Linked DNA regions of Homo sapiens: all the other regions are linked to region 1. Evidence: chromatin loops called from intact Hi-C (ENCODE). Cell type or tissue: adrenal gland. All regions are shown on one strand.

Region 1 (8,000 bases):
CAACAAATAAGCACACCATGCCAGATCTTGAAAAGTGCTTAAAGGGACTGAAACAAAGAGTGATTGTGCAGGGTGGAATGAAGTGAGGTGTGAGGCAGCTGGTAAAGACTGGGTGGTTCGTTGAGCAGGGGACATCTGAGCTAAGTCTTGAATGTCTAGAAAGAACCAGACATGGGAAGATGTACAGAAAGTATTTCCCATGGAGGTACCAGCTGGTGCAAAGGCCCTGGAGTAGGAACGAGCTTGCAGGCTTGAAGAACAAATAAGTCCATGTATTTGGAGGATCATGGGCAAGAGGGAAGAGGCAGGATGTAAGGTCAGAAAGAAAGCCAAGGACCAGATTATGAGGGATTTATACAGGCTCAATCACAGTATTTCTTAAAATGTGCAATGTACCCACCAGTGGTATCTTGTTTGTTTGAGGTGGTATATCTGCAAATATTTATATTAAAATAATTACATATCCATTTTAGAACATATTGGGAAAAGTATAATTATCATATCAAAACTATGATTTCCCAGATATTACCCTTCAGGTGAAACTAAATTAAAAAGTGAATCAGTGTAAAGAGAATATTAAGTCAATTATAGTACAGGTGTTATGCAGATATAGCAAAGATCTCAAAAGTAATGTTTGCAGAACTGAAGTTCAAGAAAATACTGCTTACCAATTAGACACAAGAGGGGAGAAATACACACCTGCCCTCCCCTCCACACCCCCAACGCACCCATCCACCCTGGTCCACCCAGCATCTAGCAGGTCGTCCATGCTGGCTGCTCAGAAGTGGGAGGTGGAAGAGGTGCCTAGTGTGGCAAAGATGGCCTGCTTTCCTTCAAATGTCCCCCACTCTCACTGTGTAGAGTTGTCTCCAATGGGGGAGCAGGCTAGCCAGGGACTGTATTTCCCAATCCATGTTTCTGGAAGGAGATACCATAGGACTGGTCTCACCAGTGGAATCAGAGTGGAAGATCAAATGTCACTTTTTGTGCCTCCTCCACTCTCTGTCCCTCCATCTGCCAGCAGGATCATTGAGAGGGCTACAGGGCAGTGCCTAGGGGATAGCAGAGATTTAAGATAACAGGTCCCTGAGGCCTGGAATCACTACATGGAAGAAAACCACCCACTGACCAGGAACTGTCACATAAGAGAGAAACCGCTTTTGTGTTAAGCCACTGGCATTTGTGGTTTTCTTGCTACAGAAGTTAGTTAAACCATACCTAGAATCATTGCCCTTTGGGAGATACCACATCCTAAGAATATGGCAACTATACCACATATGAATTGGTTGAGTTTAATTGGCAGAAAAGTAGTTGAATGGGAGTTAGATACATGATCTGTTTTTATATACTCAAAAGACTGTCTTGCAAGACAGGGATTTGGTACGTTCTGAGAGGAGCAATCATTGGAAGTTACAAAAAGGCAACTTTCATCATTGTGTGGAAGACAAGTTTAAAATAGGACAAGACAGCTGCCCTGCACAGTCATACAGGAGGTGTATAAACTGTTCAAATGAAGGGCGCAGGAATACAGGAGAGGAAAGCCAGGGTTTTCGGGGGTTGGGGGGGGCAGTTTGGTGGTGAAGATATTCTGCATTGGCTGAAAGGGTGGCTCCAGGGCCTCTGAGAACTCCCCATTTCTCCTTCCCCAATTCTGAGTCTCTCTCGTCTCTTGACACTTGAGAAGGTTGGGGCAGGAAGGTGAGAGAGAGCTTGATGAGAAAGCTCACCTTAACAGCTTTCTATTTTTGAGATCTACCCCTAAGGCACCTGACCCTATAGGCTGGTGTGCCCCAAGAGCACAGGCAAAGAAAGCTCAAGCACCCTGAGGAATCTGACTCACACTGGGACTTAGGTCCCAGGTCCTGAAGCCATTTCCTTGCGAAAGAGCATGACCAGAGCACACCTGAGCTCAGCAGACATGGTATCCAAATCCGCAATGCGTAGCATTCAGTTCCTTTGCTCTCCAATACACAGTCCAGGCAGAGCACCTGCAGAGAAAGACGTAATTTTTCTGAGAGAGAGGATGGTGGCCCAGCCCAGGAATGTGCAGCTCGGAAAGACAATCCCCTCTGCTGTGGATGGCCTGACTGCTCAGAGACAAGCAGGACAGGCTAGTAGTGAGTGCCAGGGCCTCCAGAAGGGATCTAGGTCAGAGCTCAGAGCTCAGATCCAGACAGAAATGAGTGAAGTGGGCCTAATGTAAGGCAAGAAGAAATGGTAGGGACTATGGCAAAATTAAGAAAGAAAATCAGAAGCAAGAGGAATTAAAAATGGAAAAGTTCCTCTTTGACAAGCCTTTCACTTACAAATAAGAAGACAGAAGCTCAAAGAAGGCAGGGTCTTCCTTCAAGTCACTGTTTCGGGGCAGTGTTAAGAACGAGAACTCAAGGCTTCTCTATCCAGTCACTGTTCTGCTGACGAGCAGGGGTGGGATCAAGGGAAGGTCACCAGCACATGGAGAGCAGCCACAGTGGAAGAGACAGCCCTGGCTGGGAACTTGGAAAACAGATCCCATCCTGACTCTGCCTTCAACTCCTGAGCTTGGGCAGTACCTTGTATTTCTCTGGGCTACAAAGACGGTTGAGCAGGTGGTCCCAAACATCCCTTCCAACTCCGACATTCGCAGGACATTTGCAAGGAGAAATAGAAATTATTATTTAGACATTTCTTTGCTCACCCCCAGCTCTGATCAGACTCTTAGTCCCTTGGAGTTTAACCCCTACATATCTCTTGAGCTCAGCCCCCTTTTCCCATCCTCTGACACAGCTTTGGCATAACCCTCATCATCTCCCTCCCAAATGGCTGAAAGGGCCTCCTGGCCAGCCTCCTTCCTTCATTCTCGACCCATCTTATCCATTCACAGCTGCCAAAGTGCTACATCAACAAGAAAGTTGATTATATCATGCTTTTGCTGACCACCCTCTGTGGCTCCCCAGTGCCTTCTGGAATAAAACTCAAATTTAACACCGTATCTTGGGCCCTCAAAAAATGAACCCAGCTTCATTTTCAGCTCTTACTCAGCTCACTTTTTCCAAATATTTTATGTCCCGCTATATCAAACTCCTTGCCACTTCATGAACACACTCTAAAGTTTCATCCTTCAAAACTTTTGACACATGTTGATCCTTGTGTTTTGAATGCCCTTCCACATCCTCTGTACTTGGTAGCAGTGGGAGGAGTAATCTATCCTAGTTTAGGCAATAAGAAGATGCATTATTTCTAGGAATTTAAAAATCAATAAGACAGCCTAAAATTTAGACATCTTTTTATTGTCATCTTGCACTGGCAATTGTAAACGTCAACAGTGATTAAAAAAATGCTTCTCCCTACTGGAGTAGACTACTGTAACCATCATCCTCCCTGGAGCACCACTAGAACATGGAAGTCCCCTATTATTCTTGAAAACTCAGCATATTACTTCATCTGTAAAGACCTCTCTTGACCCTTTAATCTATTCCTTCATTCTCCACTGAACTGCTAATTTTCCTGATTTATACTTTTATTTCACTACCTTTGTAAATGCTACATTTTACTTTGGTTTATGAGTCCGTCTCTCTCAAAGGGCAGTGAATTCCTTGAAGACAGTGGCTATACCTGTGTCTTCCTAAAGCTTGGCACAGCACCTGGGATGTAACAGGGGCACAGAAGATGGGTAATAAATGAATGAATGAGCATACTTTGAGCTCTTCTGAACACTGATTTAGGCATGATGGATTTCCAAGTCACAATGCAATTAAAAGCTCCAATTTATGCTTCAAAAGTTTTTGCAGATCAAGTCATAATGATCTGGCTGGAGGTCCTCTCCTTGCTGGGACACCACAGGAAGGTGTTCAGGTGGTACTGAAATGACTCACTACCCCAGTGGCTTAACAGGATTACCTAGGGGCTTACGTTGCTCAGTGAAGCATAGTGGGAGCCCCAGCAGTGCCAGCCAAGCCAAGAGCCGAAGCTGCTATCTGTGTGACTGGGGACTGGAAACTAAAAATTACTATAGTCCACTAGCTGAGAAGAGAAAGTTGCAGAAGAAACAGAGTGCCTCCCCTGCCCCTCCCCAATTGGTTTGCATCCTTCCTTTTACTCCCAATATCTCAGAATGCCTACCTAGAAGGAACTTGGGTTAAAATCTGGGTGACATCCTCAACTTGCAGGTTAGAAAGCTGAGGTCCAGAGAAAGGCATAAACTCTCAAGGCCGCATAGCTGGTAAGTGACAGAATTGAGAACTGAGTCTGCATATGTTCATTCCCTGTCCAGTGAGGGAGCATCAGGACCTGGAACCATGCAAGGAGGTGAAAGCTGAAGGTGGGGGGGTGAAGTCACACTGGTTTGTTGGTTTGTTGAGTTTTTTTTTACTTTGAATTGAAGTGAAATTCACATAATATAAAATTAACATTTTAAGTGTAGAATTTAGTAACATTTAGTACATCCACAATATTGTGCAACCACCACCTCTATCTGGTTACAAGACATTTTTTATCACCCCAAAAGGAAACCTTACACCATTAAGCACTCACTCTATTTCCCCCTCTTCCAAGACTGGCAATCACTAGTCTGCTTTCTGTCTCTATGGATTTGCCTATTCTAAACATTTCGTACAAATGAAACCATAGAATCTGTGGCTGTTTGCGTCTGGCTTCTCTCACCTAGCATGTTTTCAAGGTCAATCATGTTGTAACATGTATCAGTATTTCTTTCATTCCTTTTCGTGGCTGACTAATATTCCTTTGTGTGGGTATAACATATTTTGTCTATCACATCTGGTTTTAACTAAGTGTTGGGTGCTGGGGTAACAAGAAGCCTCTTAATTTATTCATGCTTTCTTCACTCTACACTCTTGAAAACAGGCACAGAGTGAGGACTTGGTAATGTCTACTGGGTGGGCGTTTATTGAATGCTTGCCACTGTTAGAGCTTAGTGAGGCTCCTAGAACTGACCTGGCAAGATGATGTGGAGAAGGATCATGCACTGAACCCAGTAGAGATCTGGGCTCTGGTTCCGGCTCTTCAATAATCAGCTGAGTGGCCCCAATCAGGTTCTTCCCCTTCTCTGGGCCACAGTCTCCTCAACTCTAAGCCAGGATAATAATGCCAGTTGCTTTCGTCTGTTCAGGTTCCTATAATACACTATCACAGACTGGGTGGCTTATTGACAACATACATTCATTTCTCACAGATATGGAGGCTGGAAGTCCAGGACCAGGTGCCAGCATGGGCAGCTTCTGGTGAGGGTGATCTTCCAAGTTGTAGACTACCAACTGCTCCTTGTGTCCTCATGTGGTGGGAAGGGGTGAGAGAGCTCTCTGGGGCCTCTTTTGTAAGGCCAATAATTCCACTCATGAGGACCTGGTTCTCATGACCAAATCACCTCACTAAGGCCCCATCTCCTAACACCATCCCGCTGGGGCTTAGGTTTCAACACATGACTTTGGGGAGGACACAAACATTCAGATAATAGCACCTGTCTAACTAATCACCTGCCAGGGCTACTGGGAGTCCTGAATGGAATAATATCTGTAAAAGTTCCCTGTAAACAACTCCTCTTATGTAAAGCTTATCTCATTTAAAACAAAACCAAAAACTCCTCACTAACCATCTACCTGTAAAGATATGGTTATTGACAGCAAATGGTGAGATAGAGGAAGATTCTCTACCAGGATTTCCTTCAGGGGGCCATATCTATTTGCTTGGGATAAAATACCTGGATGGGCACAGAAGGGACCTGAGTATGGGGAACTTTACTAAAGAAGACCAGGGATCAGGTGCCTGTTGCTCAGAAGAATGAGGTTGAGGACCAGAGAAGGCAGGAGGTGAAAAGACAGCAAGGGCTGCCGAGTCTATGAAGACTCCCCTCATGACCCTCGATCTTCAGTAAAGTTACCAAACTCACAAACGTCTGAATGCAAGTGGGTTTTTGTGAAGACCAAGTGAAGGAAATGGGCTTTGTTCCTGGAATGGGTGGTGCAGGACAGAACCAGACAGCACTCTTAGATAAGAGGGCATGAAAGCTGAATGAGGCATGATGATATATGGTGTGGGTACGGAGAGCAACTGCTCTGTGGATTCAAGGCTCTCATAAGGCTTGGCATTGGGGTTCGGGTCAAGTTTAATAGGATCTCCAAGGGCCTCCGCTGACATCTGGGCTGCACACAATTAGACATCCGCCACAAGGGCTGTGCCCATGGGCAAAACCACTGATGAGACCCATGGTGTCCCCACGCTGATATTACAGTGACTTATACCTTTCGACCCTATGCAGCCCTCAACCCTACAGCCACAGTACGAGAACTTGGATCTTGGCACTCGTTTGCTTTTGCTCCCAAACAATTGTTGGTTCAGAGGCCTTTATATGGCAACCACAAATGAATCAACTCTGCAAACAAGGCAGACCCTTGGAATGGCCCCTAAGTACTTTCTGCTGTCACCAGCAAAGAACTTGTGCAGTAACAGCCTCCCTCAGGACCTAGTAAACCTCTGTTCTTCTGCTCAGTTGCCAGGTGACATGCTAGTTACTGGCTTAGAGCAACATGCCAGTAAGATCAGTATGAGGCTTAGAGCTATGTCCAGTAAGATTAGTATGAGGCTTAGAGCTGTGCCCAACACAGTTAGCTTTGTACCAGAGGGAATGTTGTTCCTCATACCCCTTTACAAATCAGTTCCCTCCTGGATTTTGATCCTAAGAAAATCAACAAAAGCACAAAGCTGAATATCCTAAGATAATCTTTACAAAATTATCCATAATGCTAAGCAGCTGGAGACATAAAATTCCAACAATAGGTAAAAGGCAAGAAACTTGGTGTGAATCACCACAATGGCATTTCTGCAGCCATAAAAGAAAGATTGGAGCAATACGGCAAATTCATGTAATATTAAGCGAAAACACAGAACCCTAAATAGTATTTGTGACATGACTGCAACTATGTAAAAATGTGCATTGTATATGGACAAGAAGACAGATGGGACTATGGAAAATAAAAAAATATTGCAAAAGGTAGAATACCTACAGGCAGCTTTTTCTTTAATATTATCTTTTATATCATCCTCTTTGTATTTCACTAGGTTCAAACCTGCATTCTTATCCAGCTGTTTATCTGCATCTGTTTTCCCCACCCAATTAGATTTCATATATCTGTCACTATAAAGATATTTATAATTCTGTTTGTGCTGACTTGTTTCTACCTCCCTTACCTTGTAGAACCTTCTATAAGTGAAACCCACATGATATCGGGCAGGAGGTGGCTAAACAATAATGTGCCAGGCTGCTGTTGCTTGGGAGGTATTTACTAATGCTGCACTGGAAGTGTCGTGGTGCTTGCAAATAGAGGATCCATTTTCAGTTTGGACTCTAATCAGGAAGAAGGGACTCTTTCCATGTAAGAGGTTTTAAAACCCTTCCCAGCAACCAGGATGTGGGAACTAGAGCAGCCAGGGATGATGAATTCTGATCCTCACTGAGAAAATGGAGCTTCAGTATGATTAGGGAGCAACAGAGTGCTCCAGTATCATCAATGAGCAAGAGAGTGCTCCAGGATGATGGGTGAGCAACATAGAGCTCCAGCATGATCAGTGAGCAACAAAGTGCTCCAGCATCATCAGCAAGAAAGAGTGCTCTGGTGTGTCTGGTGAGCAGCTGCAGCACTAGTGGAGATGCCAGTTTCAGAGTAAACAAGCACAGATTAAAGATTCTCTGTGATCAGTAAGTCGGGGTCTAGAATAACTGATGGGCATTTCAGTCCAGATCACACCATGAAAAACCAGAGAAATGGGACCCAGAGGGGAGGATGCTAAAAACTCCAGGACTCTTCCTCTAGCCACCTGGATGCCAGATCCCTGCCCCAGATCCTTTATAATTGGCACCAGAACTCACAGTGCAGTCTCTGTTTCATTCATTTTCTATAAGATTATGCAGGAGATGGTATTTAGGTCTCATTCCAGAGAGTGAGCTCAGGCGTCCTCAGCTAATTTTCATTGAGGGTCAGGCTAAAGAATATCAGGGCTTGTGCTAT
Region 2 (8,000 bases), 59 kb before region 1:
ATTATGATTTTTATGATCATGATTTATCTCCCTCTTTAAATTATGAGCTCTTCAAAGTCAAGATCGAGGTCTGATTCATTCCTATATTTCCGAAAGCAACGCAATACTTTGCACAGTTCCTACTGCAAATTAGTTCCCCAATGCATTTGTCCATAATATTTCTTTCTGTTTCTAATTGAGGTATCTAGAGAGATTAAGAAATTCAGGTTATTTTTCTTATTACTTTAGTCAACAATTATCATATATGATTATAATCTAGACTTGGAAATATTTACCTAAAATATTCAGTCACTATATTCAAGCATACATACACACACTCCCCACCACAAATACACACAAACACTTTGCTCATTTCATTTGTTTTTCATTGTTAGGAGAGCAGTTGGTCAGAATTTATTGAAAGTACGGGTGAAATGACTGCTACACACATTTTATGATCTTACCAAGAAAAAATTAAGAACTTGATCCTGTTATAGAATGGAACATAGTATCCAGATCTCAGAGTCTCTATCACGATCTGCGTTTGGGACAAGTAAAGGTCCCCTGGCCCTTGTTCAATTGCTTAATGGAAAAGACTCCAAAGACAGAATGCCACTGGTGTTCTTCCAATTATAGAATCATCTGATTAGAATTACAGTAAATGCATAGCTCAGTTTGCATTGTCCTGAGGTGAACCGCAAACCAAGCTGCTCTGGTTGGAGCATCGGAGGGTACTGAATGCTGAAAGCCCACTACCTCATCTCAGCGGGGCACTCATACAAGGGCTAACTTGGAAAGGGACAGATACCAGTTAGGATATTCCACTTCTGGGGACCCTGGAGCTCTGGGGGCCAGAGCTAGATGGATTATTTAATTAATGTTTAGTAGAAATAGTCAAATAGCACACACTCTAGACATTAAGCCAATCCAGACCTTTGGACTGAATTGGAGGGAAGATTTGTCTTCGTGACTATTTTAGAATTAATTATTCTAGTTTATTTCCAGCCTGTCAGCATTGAGTCTTGAGAGGTGGTCTGTAAAACACAAGTTTTTCCAATCATGGGGTTGTGTTGTGGTCCCATGGGTTTTCTTGCTCTGTCTGGCCATAGAAGAACAGATCAGGAATCCTACAGAAGAATCCCAAATCCATTCCTCCCCTTCTACTTATTTCAGTTACAGCTAGAGGGTTGGGACTCATTCGTGTGTTAGAACCAAACCTGACTATTGTGTTATTATTGCTTCTAATTTAACTACCAGACTGTTAAACATTACTGCCCCAAGCTCAGCCAGGGGTGGGCACTGCACTTTGAAGCCACCAAGTCAATAGTGCTATTGGATGAAACTCTGCTCTACTGGACCATGAAATGGGTTTTCAAAGGGACAGAGAATGACAGATGTGTGAGCCGTGAGTAAAACTGTCTCACCAGAGTGGTAACGTTCATAATGGAACAGAAAGAAGCACCACAGTGTGATGGGAATCTGTCCAATCAACAGCACAGCCAGGCCAAAGCACAAACCAGGGAACACTTTGGAGATTTGTTTCCTCATCTACAAAATTCTATTAATACTGCGCATGCTCTCCTGAGACTTACACAACTACATATTTTTTTTTAAGGTAGCAGTTGGAGTCTACTGCTGCAACCTGCTAGCTGGGTGACTTTCAGAGTCTCTGTTTCCTCATCCAGGCCTACCGACCTCACAGAGTTATCATGAGCATCCAAGGAAGTGACATGAATTGGGGTTGCCTTGATTTAAGTTGGGAGGATGATGTCTACTTTCTTATTTTCTAAAAGTCTTCAGTAGAGGAGAGATCAGAAAAGCCCTCTATAAAAGGCTTTCTTAAGTATTAAGGTTTTTGTCACTTTCCTTCCCTGCTCTGGACCAATTGCAGGAATCATAGATGTAATCAAAATCAGGTGATGTTAAAAAAAATCAAATAATTAGCCAGGTGTGATGGCACACACCTGTAATCCCAGCTACTCAGGAGGCTGTGGCAGGAGAATTGCTTGAACCCAGGGGATGGAGGTTGCAGTAAGCTGAGATCATGCTACTGCACTGCAGCCTGGGCAACAGAGTGAGACTCCATCTAAAAAAAAAAAAAAGTATTGAATATAAGCTATATGCACACATACATTTGCACACATCATTGTGAATATCTTGAAAAGAAAAACATTAATCTTCACAAGCAAACTTATCTGTCAGGCAAGTTTGTTCTTAGCTAGAAACTTGGAAGGAGAGTATTGGATAGTAGAGATAAAAGAGAAAGCTCTAATGATTGGCTGTTTGGACCAAATCAATCCATCTGCCCATCTCCACCCCAGCTACTCTTGATCATGCTGTTCATCACCTTTCCCTTAGCCTGTACTGATTGAACACTACACTGCCTGTATTATGCATCAAATATAATTTGACATCAGTTTAGAGCCACTGGGCCTTTCTCAACAGAAAATCTTGAAACTATCTAGAAATTATCTATGAAATGCTGGTACTGAAAGTGTTGTGGAGAAAACTTGTTTGTAGTTTGGTTTTAGGTGACAGAACACCAGCAAGAAAGAGAGAAGGCTCTTCCAGACAATAAACATAGGCGACTGGTAGGTCAAGGCCAGGTTAAATGCCACCCAGTGTCCTTCTGGGAGAGCTTCATGTCCTAGGAGCATAGCATGTCAAGGCTACCAAGACTCAAAAATCACGTACCACCCACCTTGCTTTAGATATGGGGAAACAGGGCCTCAGATTGTGGACATGACCACGTCCAAGGTCACACAGCCTATGGCAGAACCAAAGCTAGAAATCAAAATGCTATGCTCCAACTTCAGGACACTTGTTCCTACAGCACAGTGACATTCTGTCAGGCTGTCAAGCTCTCAGGGATGGGAACTTATCAAATAACATGGAAATGTTTTCTCATTTGTCTCTGAAGGTTACAGAGTCTGAGCATTCTTAGGCTCTTGTACAACAAACAGGAAGACTGCCAGGGCTTTGGCTCCCAGAAAGTGGCAGTCCAGTGCTGTGGAAATCTGGACTCTAGTCTCAGTTCACACACTAATGCTTGTGTCTGATGCACTTTGGCTCCAAACTGAAACCCCTTTGTAGCCCCAGGAAGAAAAAGGGTGCTACAAATCAAGAAAAAATGGGCCGGGCATGGTGGCTCACGCCTGTAATCCCAGCAATTAGGGAGGCTGAGGCTGATGGATCACGAGGTCAGGAGTTCGAGACCAGCCTGGTCAAGATGGTGAAACCCTGTCTCTACTAAAAATACAAAAATTAGCCAGGCATGGTGGCAGGTGCCTGTAATCCCAGCTATTCAGGAGGCTGAGGCAGGAGAATCGCTGGTACCGGGGAGGCAGAGGTTGTGGTGAGCCAAGATCGTGCTACTGCACTCTAGCCCGGGAGTTACAGAGCAAGACTCCGTCTCAAAAAAAAAAAAAAAAAAAAAAAAAAAAAAACAGAGAGAGAGAGAGAAAATGAAGACAGTTTTCTCTTTTCAGGAGCATGCCGAGGAGCACAGTGATGGTGTCAGTGCCCTGCAGCTCTTCAGAGCCCACCTCTTTATTTAGAGATATGTGAGTATGGAAATGAATACCCACATCTGTCTACTAGAGGCTGACAATATTAAGTCCTGGCCTCTGTGTGTGTGTGTGTGTGTGTGTGTTTGTGTGTGTGTGTGTGTGTGTGTGTGTTTGTGTGTGTGTGTAATTAAAGCTCCAAAGCTCCTCTCTCACTCTAAACATCAACTCCAACTTGTTGAATGAATGTCTATAGACAACTTGTATCTTGTCACTTTTTATTAGATTCTGTATTCTGAAAGTCACGTAAGTGTGTTCTATTCCACTCTACAGATGAAGACTCTGAGGAACAAACATCCTAGTCACACAGCAAAATCCAGGAGTGGAAGTCAGTGAAAGCTCTGAGACCAGGGCTTAGCAGCTGTTTCCCAGGATGAACACAAAGGCATGGCCTGGATAATTGAATTCAGGGACCCCGGCAAGGTGCCACCAGTTTCCCGGCCACCCTATGCTGTTATTTTACTAGAATGTTTGTTATATCAATTGTCTTCTCTTTGTTAATAGCATCCTTCTGAAGCAGTATTATTCCCTGTCCCTATCCCCTACCCCAGCCACTCTCTCAACACACAAACGCGTACACACACACACTCACACACACACACACTCACACTCACACTTGATGTAATTACTCCTATTCAGTGTTCAGATTCAGCTTAAACCCAGTTTCTTCAAATAACCCCTTTCTTATCATCAACACTCCCCTAAAACAATTCCTCCTGTTCTGTGGTCTCTCACACCATCTGTCTTTCCTTCTCAACACTATCCCAGTTTGCAAGCATCCATTGAACTGTGGCCGTCTGATGAGTCTTTGACCACCTTGATGTTGGGGACTATCCATATATATATATATATATATATATTTTTTTTTTTTTTTTTTTTTGAGACAGTTTTACTTTTGTTGTTCAGGCCAGAGTACAATGGTGTGATCTTGGCTCACCATAACCTCCGCCTCCCGGGTTCAAGCGATTCTCCTGCCTCAGCCTCCTGAGTTGCTGGGATTACAGGCATGCACCACCACACCTGGCTAATTTTTTTTTTTTGTATTTTTAGTAGAGGCAGGATTTCTTCATGTTGGTCAGGCTGGTCTCAAACTCCCAACCTCAGGTGATCCACCTGCCTCGGCCTGCCAAAGTGCTGAAATTACAGGTGTGAGCCATTGCACCTGGCCCTATTCGTACTTTTTAGCCTCCACTGTACCTCAACACTTTGCCCAGCACCTAGTGTAGAGGAAACATGCAATGAAGAGCTGATGGGTCAACAGAAGAATGAGCAACTATTCAAGACTTCAGGAATTCCTCTCTTGTGAGTGGGGCTTTCAAAGCTTCTTTCAACTGCTCAACAACTACCCATCATCTGCCAGCCACTCCCACTCTCTATTTATACCTGATGTTTCTTGTACTTCCCTTCAGTGTGCTTGTAGTTTCTACAGCGCTGGTTTTCCTGTCCCAGATTCTTTGTCTATCAAAACACTCACTCTTCAATGTCAGTCTAAAAGTAGCTCTGCAATGTCTTCCTTGAATTCTTCATAGACTATTAAATATCCTTTCCTCTGTTTTCCCACAGCATCCTGTGCTCAGTGCTATTGTGTGCCAGGGCTGAGATCCTGGGTTATTTATCTCCATATCCCCCAAGAGGGCTCTGCCTGTAGGTAGTACTCAAATAATATTGAGTGAATAAATCTAAGGATCAAAGGTTTCCATCATGAGATGCTGAGCTCCTTGACAGCAGGAACCCTCTATTAACCCCTCTGGCACAGTGTGTTGCACATAGTAGGTACTAAACTGTGAGTTGAATCAAATGCCATCCTTTCCCAGAGATGATGTAAAGAGGCAAAGTAATATATTGGAAATAGTGTAAACTTTGAAATCCTTCAGGTCTGTGTGGCCTTGGGAAAATGACTGAACCTCACTGAGCCTCATGTTCCCCATCTGAGGATAACACCACTGCCTAAGACAATTGTGACAAGACATAAATGTTGATGAGTCTGGCATTGGCGTGGCACACAGGAGGTACCCAGGCTACATCAGCTCCTTTTCTCTCTTCTTTCCTGAAGTCACAGAGATTGTCCAGCAGATGGGAATGTCCATGCCCAGTGGCTCATGCTCAAACCCTTTCACCCTGACACAGTGCGGGGAGACAGGAATAGGCTCGAAGGATGACTCAGCTCCAGTGACTAAAGCAAGGAGGTGGTGGTGGTAGGAACGGGGTAGGGGCTAAAAAGGAAGTGAGTTAACACTATATCTGATGAAGGATGACTCCAAAATAAAAAGGGGTTGGCCCTAGCTGGTTCCTGGCTCTGAAACGGTGCAAGTGAACAGGGGCCTGAGTGCTTCTCCATGACTCCCTCCACCTCATCTCGTGGGGAACTCCCTGCCTACCCAGGGATGTCTTCCAGAACAAATGCTGAGCATTCTCTCTCCTCTGGAGGCTTTCAGACCAGGCACTAGAGCACACTTGAATGCCACTTTTGATGGAGTGTTTTTTTAAGAAGTATCCCGTATGACTGAGATCAGCGTGCATGGATTCTAATCCTGACAGCCACCTGGGCCTCTCTCCTCGACTCCAGACAATCTTTTCCACCCACACCACCACTTTGAAATCCCCAAATATTGCACATGCAGCAAGGTTAGACCAGTCTTCCTGCCTGCAGGGTCACCCCAGTCCATTTTCTAGACTGTGCACAGAATGATATGTTCAAAACTAATTTATAATTCTGCTATCCCTCTGCTTAACATCCTTCAAGGTTTTCCCAGTTTCTACGGAACAGTCTAGACTCCTTCATCTGGTGTATAAAGCCTTTCATGATCCAGCACCTCCTCATCTTCTGGCTTTGCTTGCTGACCCCACCCCATAAACTCATACATACAGAGACACACCCTACATTTCAGCCAGCTTTCAAGAGTCCTTTTATCAGATCTCACACTTCCCACCCCTGGGTCTCTGAACATGCCACTCCTTCTCACAGCGACACACTTCTCCACCTTGGGCAAGACTGCATATCTTTCCAGATTGGGTTCAAATGCTGTCTCTGCTGTGTGGGCCTCTCAGATGTCCACTTGGCTCACCGATTGGCATTGTGACTTGTTTATGCATGCTTCTCTCCACTAGACTGACAGATCCTTGAAGGCAGGTCCTTCCACAGAATACCTACTCAACAAATGTTTGTGGAATACATGAAATATCAAAAACAGGCACAAAGTAATAAATCAAGCAATTTTTTCTCTGGTCTCCAGTGTTTTCATCTATAAAATATGTATCTGATCTAGGTGCCTTAAAACCTAGCAGCCTCAGATTTTATACTGTATCATTCTTCAAATACACATGTCACACTCCTGGCCCTCTAAGTAGTAGGAGATATTGCTGGGTTATTTTTTCCCAAGGAGAGAGTGGAACTCTGGATCCACTGACACTGCAGAAAGGCTGATCTCAGAAGCTCAGGTTGACATCACAAAACTACTGAAAGCCAGTGCACTACATAAGGACCCAAAAAAACCCAGGACTCTGGCCATATCACCAGCACAGTCATGGGTATCATTCACCCATATGGGTGATCATTTGCAGGCATTCGTATGAGCATTGTCATAGTCCTCAGGCAGGCACACAGGGTGACACATTTGTGCAAAGAAAGCCACCCACAGAGCCTCACCTCACCAAGATCACAATCTCCGTGATCCCCGCACCTCCCAGCATCACCCACACACTCACACACCCACAGGGTGTCAGGTTGTCTGTCTGCAAATCTGGAGTTCTACACATTGGACCACAGCATCCTTCAGCAGGGAAATAAGTGCACTTGTGTTCTCATGGCTCTCTCCCTCTGATCTCTATCGTCAGCATGGTCCTCACTGAACAGCTTCTGCCAATATGCTGGCATGAGACAACCTGAGTTCACCATCAGCCTTGTGTGGGAAAATTGATTAGTTTCCATGAGCCTCAGTTTTCTCATCTATAAGATGGGACTAGTGGCCCTGCTTACTCTTTTCTTACATAGGTACTGCCAACTAATTACTTAATTAATTCAATAAGTATTGAATTAATGCATGCAAATGCACCTCATAAACACAGGCACAATGCAAATGTGTGGAAGTCACAGAAATAATAATGTTGGTGGACAGTAGTTTCTGGCTCTAATGAAATGCTCCTTTTCCAATAAAAAGGAACAATTCAAAATCGAATAGTTATTGAATACATATTACATGAAAGGGATTATCACCAACCATAAGTAACTATTTCAAAGCTGTATTAGACAGTGCTGTAGTATGTTTGTGTCTGAAGGAAAATGTTTCATATTTCATGGTTTTAATATATATACATTTTAGTACATTTTACACAAATGGAAAGAGAAATAATATTTTCATATGTACAATATGAAACTATGGACATATATGCAATAATATTTTCGTGTGTGTGTGTGTGTGTGTGTTTGTGTTTGAGAAGAAAACACTACCTATGAGT
Region 3 (8,000 bases), 540 kb after region 1:
GGCTCAACTCTCTCCTGCCACTACCCAGGCTGTTAGTCCTGTTGGGAGGCTCAGGGCCCAACTCACTCATCTGTAACTCTCATCTCCATTCAGCTGCAGCCTCTACAGCCCCTGGTTATACCCTGGATCTTATCATTGCTTCGCTCTATTTTACCTCCTAAATCGTAAAAATTAAAACCAGCCTCGGAACACAACCCCTCATTCTTCCAGCACTCTCTCTCATTCAGGTAACTCCTATTCTACTTTTCTTCAGCATATTTACCTTCTATTACCTTTCTTTTTCCTCACCAGTCTCTTATATTTCCTTTATTATCCAACTTACAGTCTGTGGTTCAATACTTCAGCCGACTCTTCCAACACATGACCTTCTTTCGGTAGGCTTTTTTCAGAGTTTCCCTTTTGTACTTGCCCTTATGTAAATCTGTGGCACAGTCAGGCCATCTTGCCAACTTTTCACAGTTATTGCACACCACACTCTGTTGGTTTTCTTCCTACCATTCTGAACAATTTCACTTCAGGGCTCTCCTTAGTGGCTCTTCGTCTCCCTCTCCTTGAATGTCGTTTTACCTTTTTCTTTTTCTTTTTTTTTTTTTTTTTTTTTTTTGAGACAGACTCTCATTCTGTCACCCAGGCTGGAGTGCAGTGGCGCAATTTCAGCTCACTGCAACCTCTGCCTACCAGGTTCAAACGATTCTCTTGCCTCAGCCTCCCGAGTAGCTGTGTCTACAGGTGTGCACCATGCCTGGCTAATTTTTTTTTCTTTTTTCTTTTTTCTGTTTTCTTTTTATTAGAGATGGGGTTTCACCACGTTGGCCAGTCTTGTCTCGAACTCCTGACCTCAACTGATCCACCCACCTCGGCCTCCCAAAGTGCTGGGATTACAGGCATGAGCCACCGTGCCTGGGCTTGAATGTTGTTTTCCTTTGGTGGGGCTTGGGGAGGGGTGTCTTTCCTAGGGCCTGCTCTTGTTTCACTTCCCACATTTGGTTAAGAGAGCCTTTAACTACTATGGCCTCAACTATCAGCTCTACAATATGATATAAATTTGTTTCAGTAAACTTGCTCTTCAGATTCAATTGTTTCTAACTGCTTATCGCTCAGGTGCATTTGGATGTATTGCAGAAATCTCAGCCTCAATGTTTTCAAAATAAACTCATCCACTTCTCTCAGGAATTTTTTCCACTCCAATGTTGTTCGGTATGTGGCATCACCATCTAACCAGTTTCCTAAGCCAGAAGTTTAGGTATTATTTCTAAGCCCTCTCTTTCCCTTATTATCAATTTTACCTCCTAAATATTTCACAATCTTTCTACTTCTCCTCATTTCTGCTGCGGTACGTGATTTCAGATCAGCATCATCTTTCATGGACCATTGGTGATATCCCCCTAACGGGTTTCCTTGTATCCATTTCCCCACCATCGCCCCAATCTATCCACCAAGGCTTTCCTAAAATGCAAGTCTGACTGTATTACTTTCCTGTCTAATATGTTATCTCCTTATTCCTGTAGTATAAGACAGTGATTAGGAAAACAGGCTCTGAAGTCAAATAGAAATGAGTTTGAATCTCATATAACTATGTGATCTTGGACAAAATAACCTTTTTTGGTTTGTTTTCCACGTGCGAAATAGGAACAGTAATTGAACTTTTCTTTTTAGATGTTGCATACCTCTCTGGTATACATGAAGAAGATGTGTAGTATCTCATTCCCACCCCGCTTATGCACCATGCTATAGTCACACACTGCCTTTGCTCTGATCCCCAGAGACATTGAGCCACCACTGGAGAGTCACATGATATTGTTTTTAGCCTGGAACATTGTTCACTACCTCAGTCTTTTATTGCCTTGTCTCAACATAGACGCCATTTCCCTTAAGACATTTTCAGCACACTCCTCTGGTATAATTTAGTTTAAATGTCCTTGCTGTGTTCTCCTGTGTTTTTCTCCTTGAACTTCCTAATCCTTACACCTTCCACCCTGCAAATGATCATTATCTCACTGCCTCTCCCAAATGATAACCTCTTTCCACCCATTTTAAGTTCCATGAGGACGATGACCATTGACCCGGACCGCGTTGTTAAACTTCTTAGTCTCAGCTGCCAAGAGCTTAGCACAGTGTCTAGCAGAGATCGGACACTCAGTAAATATTTGATGAATGTTTATAGTGTGACTGTCTCGCCAGTGCACATACAACAAAGTGATCCCATCTTTCCTTCTGTATCATAAAATAGAATTTTCTTACCTCTGTAATTTCTCCCTAGGAACCAGACTGCTTCTAGAGAGCTTCTTCACAAAATCAAATTAATTGGTATTTTACAAGGAGGGAAAGCCCCAGGACAAGTCCCTTCTCTTGACCACAAAGTTCTGTGTTTCTCATCTTTCCTCTTGATGTCTTGGTTTCAGCAAAGCAACATTTCTATCCCTGCCCCCTGCTCCCCCATAATCCTACAAATGTACTATAGATATGTGTAAGTACTACATCCCCAATCAAGTACAGCGTTTGGCCTCGGGTGGGAGTCAAACAGCAAGCTGATTTTTAACATTACTTGGAAGAAATTTTCTAGGTATATAACTGACAAACATTCATGGAGAGCTACTTCATTTTTCTGTCAAGCTTTTGGGGGATTTTTTTTAATAGTTCTGCACTTTGAAAGAAAGTTCACAATTTTTAAAAGGAAATGTGGCCCTTTTCATTAGCTCCTTTTACCTCATGCTGAGTCATGGATGAGAGAGAATTTGTAGGCGGGTGAGCTGCAGGAAAAGTAATACTGTCATTTACACTTGCAGGCTGTTATGCTTTCCAGAAAACTTTTTCCGTAGGTTGCGAAAGTGATTAATCTGCTGTTAAAACTGACAAAGAAGGTTCTCTGATAAGAGAAAGAATTAAATGAGGAATTTTTCTTTAAAAAGTAAGCGCTTCTTTCCCATTTTAGATTAGAAAAATAAGTTTAAATGTTTCTTTTAATTTTAGTCGTGTGTGTGTGTGTGTGTGTGTGTGTGTGTGTGTGAAGTTGGCCATGACTTAATACAATCTCAAGCCATTTTCTATTTAAATTATGTTTTTTTACTTATTGGCATGGCTTATTCCTCATGCTGTATATCTAAATTATTCATTTCTACATCCTGTTCCCTTGCTTGTCTCTCTTTCTTCTTCTTTTTTTTTCCTTTCATTTTCTTTATTTGGGTCTTTTCAATACTTTCAACATCATCTTACTTCGGAGCCCCAGATCTCTTCTTTTCTACCAACCTTTTTTGAAACATTAAAACTGGTGAAGATGGCCTGAGTTCTCTCTGTGATATAAATTTATCCCTCCCTGAAAAATTCCATTCATGTAACATTTTTATAACACTTTTTAAAACTAGGATGAAAGTTTTTTCATGTAGTTGAAATGAAGCATCACTGCCTAAAGCGTTTAGAAATTTTTTTACTGTTGGTTTTAAGAAATTACTCTAGGATTTCCACTGAGGACTGGCAAGTATTGGTGAAGTTTGATCTCTCAGAGCTCATGTTTCAGATGGCAACTTAAAGGGACAAATAAATAAGTCAATCACACGGCATAATCTAACTTTAATATGATTCTGCAGAGAACCAGTGACTCATTTAGAGAAATCAGAGTCCTCAGAAAGGTGGAAAACATGTTAGAACTTATTAAGCTTGTTGCCTTTAGCATGTCAATGCCTTGTTTTTATAAGAAGATTCAATGGGTTGTTAAAATGCACTGTCTTAACCCTCTCCCCTTTGTATTTTTCTACTCTTAAGATGCATCATTTTATGTTGGGATCTATCAGTTTATTTTACTTGTTTTTCCTTCTTCCTCTCCTTATTTTGAAGGCTGACTTCTGAGCTTGAGCCATATCCTTGGCAACTGAATGAATTCATGGGGAGTATAGTAGAAAAGATTTTCTCACAACTCTGACAGCACTGCCCCCTAGTAAAAAAGGGAAGAGACAAAGAGAAATGGTCCCTTCTGCAACTGAAGGGACCAGCACAGGGGACTTGGCATTCTTCTTTTAGTCCTAAAGCTTAGACATACATACTGCTTTCGCCCCTGGGCTACAAATACATGTTTTAAAATTCTGAAGTTGAAAACGTCAAAACCATTTACAATTAAAAACCTGCTATTACTGTATATTTATACAGGTATTTCATAAGGGAAAAAGTAGAAAACATGTAAATGTATTTGTTTTATGTCTGAAGTTCCAAGATTATTTCTGTTTCTTTACTGAATGTGTTTGAAATATATGCAAACACACATGTAAACATACCTGTATATTTATGTACAGATATAAGTCTACATGGAGACCAGCATTTTTAGATAACACTGTTTTACAGGCTGTGCATCCATCTTTAAGGTGCTATAGCATAAGGTCTATGACTGCATTTTGTAATAAAAGATGGCAGGCTTTCTGGAAAGGGTCTCTTTGGGGCAGGAAGAGGTGTGAAGATCTTTTGCATTCTACTTTTAAAGTACAACAAGTTAAATTGCTACCAGATACATTAGCTTTATGGAGGTTTGTTTCCATTTTTATAGCAAAATCAAATAACTTTTAAATCAGAGGAAAAAAATATTCTTTTGTTGTTTTTATTTTTGTTGTTGAGATTGCCTGTTTTACGTTGAGTGCAGTGTTTTTCAGGTGGAAACATATTGGTTTGACATTTTAAGAGGAAAATGTTCTATATGTAATATGAAAGAGTCTTTTTCTTAACTAAATGCCAGCAACAAAATTTAAACCAAAAAATGTAGTAATGAAACAATGGTAATGAGATATGATTATGGTTTAGTGAGAGAAAAAAGCCCTGCAGGGAACAGTACAAGCACAGTAAATTATGAATTGCTACTAAATAGGCCTCATTAGTCCACTGTGGACCATGTTTAATTGATATTAGAAAGGAGTCTGGAAAACTTTGGAAAGTACATGTAAGACAACTTGCTGTTAAACTAATAAAAGTCGTTAGAGTGTCTGTTTCAAAAATTAGTAATTATTAATTGTGTGTGAGGGTCCTCAGGCAGCACCCATTTTACTAAAACATGCTTAGAGAAAAGATATTTCTATGAGAAATGAAACTGCAGAATGCTGAGCAGTGTAATATGTGACAGTTCCCTGGGAGTTTCTCCCCTCCTCGTAGGTATTTTTAGCAAAATAGTCCTTAAACATTGTTTTTTTTTTTTTTAAGTTGGAGTCTCGCTCTGTCGCCAGGCTGGAGTGCAGTGGCCCGATCTTGGCTCACTGCAACCTCCACCTCCTGGGTTCCAGCAATTCTCCTGCCTCAGCCTCCCGAGTAGCTGGGACTACAGGCACGCACCATCAGGCCCAGCTAATTTTTGTATTTTTTAGTAGAGACGGGGGTTTCCACCATATTGGCCAGGCTGGTCTTGAACACCTGACCTCGTGATCCTCCCACCTCTGCCTCCCAAAGTGTTGGGATTACAGACGTGAGCCACCGCGCTTGCCCCTTAAGTGTTGTTTTAAAGAAAGTTGGCGCTCTGGCCGGGCGCGGTGGCTCACGCCTGTAATCCCAGCACTTTGGGAGGCCGAGGCGGGTGGATCATGAGGTCAGGAGATCGAGACCATCCTGGCTAACAAGGTGAAACCCCGTCTCTACTAAAAATACAAAAAATTAGCCGGGCGCGGTGGCGGGCGCCTGTAGTCCCAGCTACTCGGGAGGCTGAGGCAGGAGAATGGCGTGAACCCGGGAAGCGGAGCTTGCAGTGAGCCGAGATTGCGCCACTGCAGTCCGCAGTCCGGCCTGGGCGACAGAGCGAGACTCCGTCTCAAAAAAAAAAAAAAAAAAAAAAAAAAAAAAGAAAGTTGGCGCTCTACTGAAGACTGGAGCCCAAGAAGACATTTATAGGGATTGTTTATTTTCATGTTGTTACTACACTCCATGGTCTGCAAAACCAGAGTGCCAGATGTTAAATTCTATCAGCATAATGCATCTTTAATTAAATATTATATACGCCATACAATTAATAATGTGGTCTGTTTCCAAAACTTTATTAAGAAATTACCATAATTTTGTATAATAGGCTAATAAAAAGGCACTGTACTTTGAAACAGCCTTTCGTAAAGTGGTTATATGATTTGTATCTGTTGAATTTGGAATTTAGATTAAGAGATTGTGGGCCAGAATTATCTGATGCAATGTACTCAGGACTTTAAATAAGTTGCGAATCTTGTAGGGTCTACTATTATTTGGCTTCCTTTAAAATAAAATAGGTTTCTTATTTGTCGATGAGCTCACTCTTTAAGAGGTTTAGGGAATAATTTACCTACTCGCTTTGTGTCCCCCAACCCTACTTTGTAAAAACCTCAAACAATACAAAACATGATAATTCCAAATATACAGTACATTGGGCTATGATATTTCTTAATGAATGGAAAGTCATGCATCTGGTTCTGTGGTCATCATTGATGTTTTAATTTTCACAATGTGTTAACCTGATACTTAAATTCCCCTAGTTGTCCTGTGAAGAAAGAATTTTAAATTCACATTTCACATGCAGACAAACTCTGATATTTAAAAATAATAGTTATCTTTTAAACTGAGATCCTATGTGGATATGGAATAGCGTATACAGCTCTGACAATAGGGCTTCAGTAAAATAACATTTTGCAAGCTGTGTTTTTCAAGACAAAATGTCACCCTCAGCTAAACAGAAGTAATTTGCATCAGAGGTGTGTGTGTCCTTACTCTTAATGAAAAAACGGTCCCCTCTCTTCAGAAAGTATTTGCTATCTCTACAATGTATTATTTTCATCACTGTGTCCCTCCCCTGCCCTTCTTATGCCCTAATATTTGTCCCTTAATTCTATTAAATTAGTTGTCAACTAAAATTAAAGGTAGATGTTATCCTTCACAATCTGTCCTGGTCTAATTTTTCAGTCTTGATTCGTCTTCTTTACTTTATGGAGTGTAGAGGTGGCTAACAGAACAACTCTGGAGCCACAATGTGTAGATTCAGATACCAACAGTAGCTTATGCTGAAACCTGGGTCAAATTACTTAAGCTCACATACCTCAGTTTCCTCATCTACAAAATGAGGATAATAATAGGTTCTTCCTCACTTATATGTAAAGCATTTAAATAAGGACTAGTAGATTGTATGTACTAGCTGTTATTAAATTCTGCCACATTTGTTTGTTCTCCATACACACCTTAGCCTTTTGTCTATGTCTCTGTTCACATTGTTTGCTGGAAACAGGATCCACCCTTCTCCTCCAAGGCCAGTGTATGTGTGTCCACAAACACACAGCCATCCATGTGTTGTGATTCCACGCACCTCCGAAGATACGGCTCAGAGAGCCACCCTCTGCTTGCCAGATTGAGCATAGTTCATCTGGAACTTTCATACACTTCTCTGTCTTACTTAGCATTTGCAACTATACTTTATAGTTATTTTCAAGTTTATTTTGCCTCTTTTGCTGGTGTGTGGACTTCTTGAGTCCATGGACTTCCTGTGATAAATTTCTCCCTACTACAAAAAGCTCAGTGCCTTGTGCTGAGCTGCTGTGCTTAGTAATAGATAGGGGAGAGGGTGTTTTTTTATATCTATATACATATATATGTACATATATATGTACACATAATTTGATATACTTTTGAGTGTACATGATGTGGTTCCTTATTTTTGCATTAAGCCTATCACTTCCGGGCATTGGCAAAGATCTGAAAATTAAAAGGAACACAAATAAGAAATGCATTTAGTCCATTTAAGCAACATGTGAGTTCCTCTTATTGAGTTTCTTCCCTAATTTAGATCTCAAGTTTTGCAAAAGAATGACAAATTCCTTTATTTAAAGAAAAATGAAAGCAGATCTGTTACCTTCTGTCCTATGAATGCCAATTCTCTATCCTGGATAATTAGATAAATAAGATATGTATAAGCGTATGGTTTATGCACATAGACATGAAGCTCTCAATGCCTGCATGATTTTCCTGTCATGCTCATGTGGGTTAAAGCCCAATAGATGTATTTTGAAAACTCGAATGCCAGTATG

Evidence for each region. Peaks named below come from ENCODE experiments on the same cell type or tissue, not always from the same donor. Only the 100,000 strongest peaks of a DNase experiment are listed, where the experiment ranks them.
Region 2: it touches region 1 in a loop (2.0-fold over the local background); 7 of 110 quality-filtered maps call a loop at or near these places.
Region 3: a loop joins it to region 1, with 3 times the contacts of the local background. A loop is called at or near these places in 3 of 110 quality-filtered maps.

What each region holds. Positions count from the first base shown.
Region 1 is chr3:188,040,217-188,048,216 of GRCh38, forward strand. LOC107986166 (a long non-coding RNA gene) reads right to left here and starts at 2,381. Exons shown (of 5, transcript XR_001741061.2): 1 at 2,307-2,381; 2 at 1,902-1,988. In adrenal gland, no CTCF peak of the experiment used is centred here; no DNase peak of the experiment used is centred here.
Region 2 is chr3:187,980,947-187,988,946 of GRCh38, forward strand. No RefSeq gene overlaps it. Among named protein-coding and RNA genes, the nearest start is that of LINC01991, 8.5 kb to the left of the region's middle. RefSeq lists an enhancer at 5,595-5,889. In adrenal gland, no CTCF peak of the experiment used is centred here; no DNase peak of the experiment used is centred here; H3K27ac peaks cover 415 bases.
Region 3 is chr3:188,581,575-188,589,574 of GRCh38, forward strand. All of the region lies in intron 6 of LPP (LIM domain containing preferred translocation partner in lipoma), which reads left to right. Among named protein-coding and RNA genes, the nearest start is that of LPP-AS1, 17 kb to the left of the region's middle. In adrenal gland, no CTCF peak of the experiment used is centred here; no DNase peak of the experiment used is centred here; H3K4me3 peaks cover 509 bases; H3K27ac peaks cover 1,813 bases.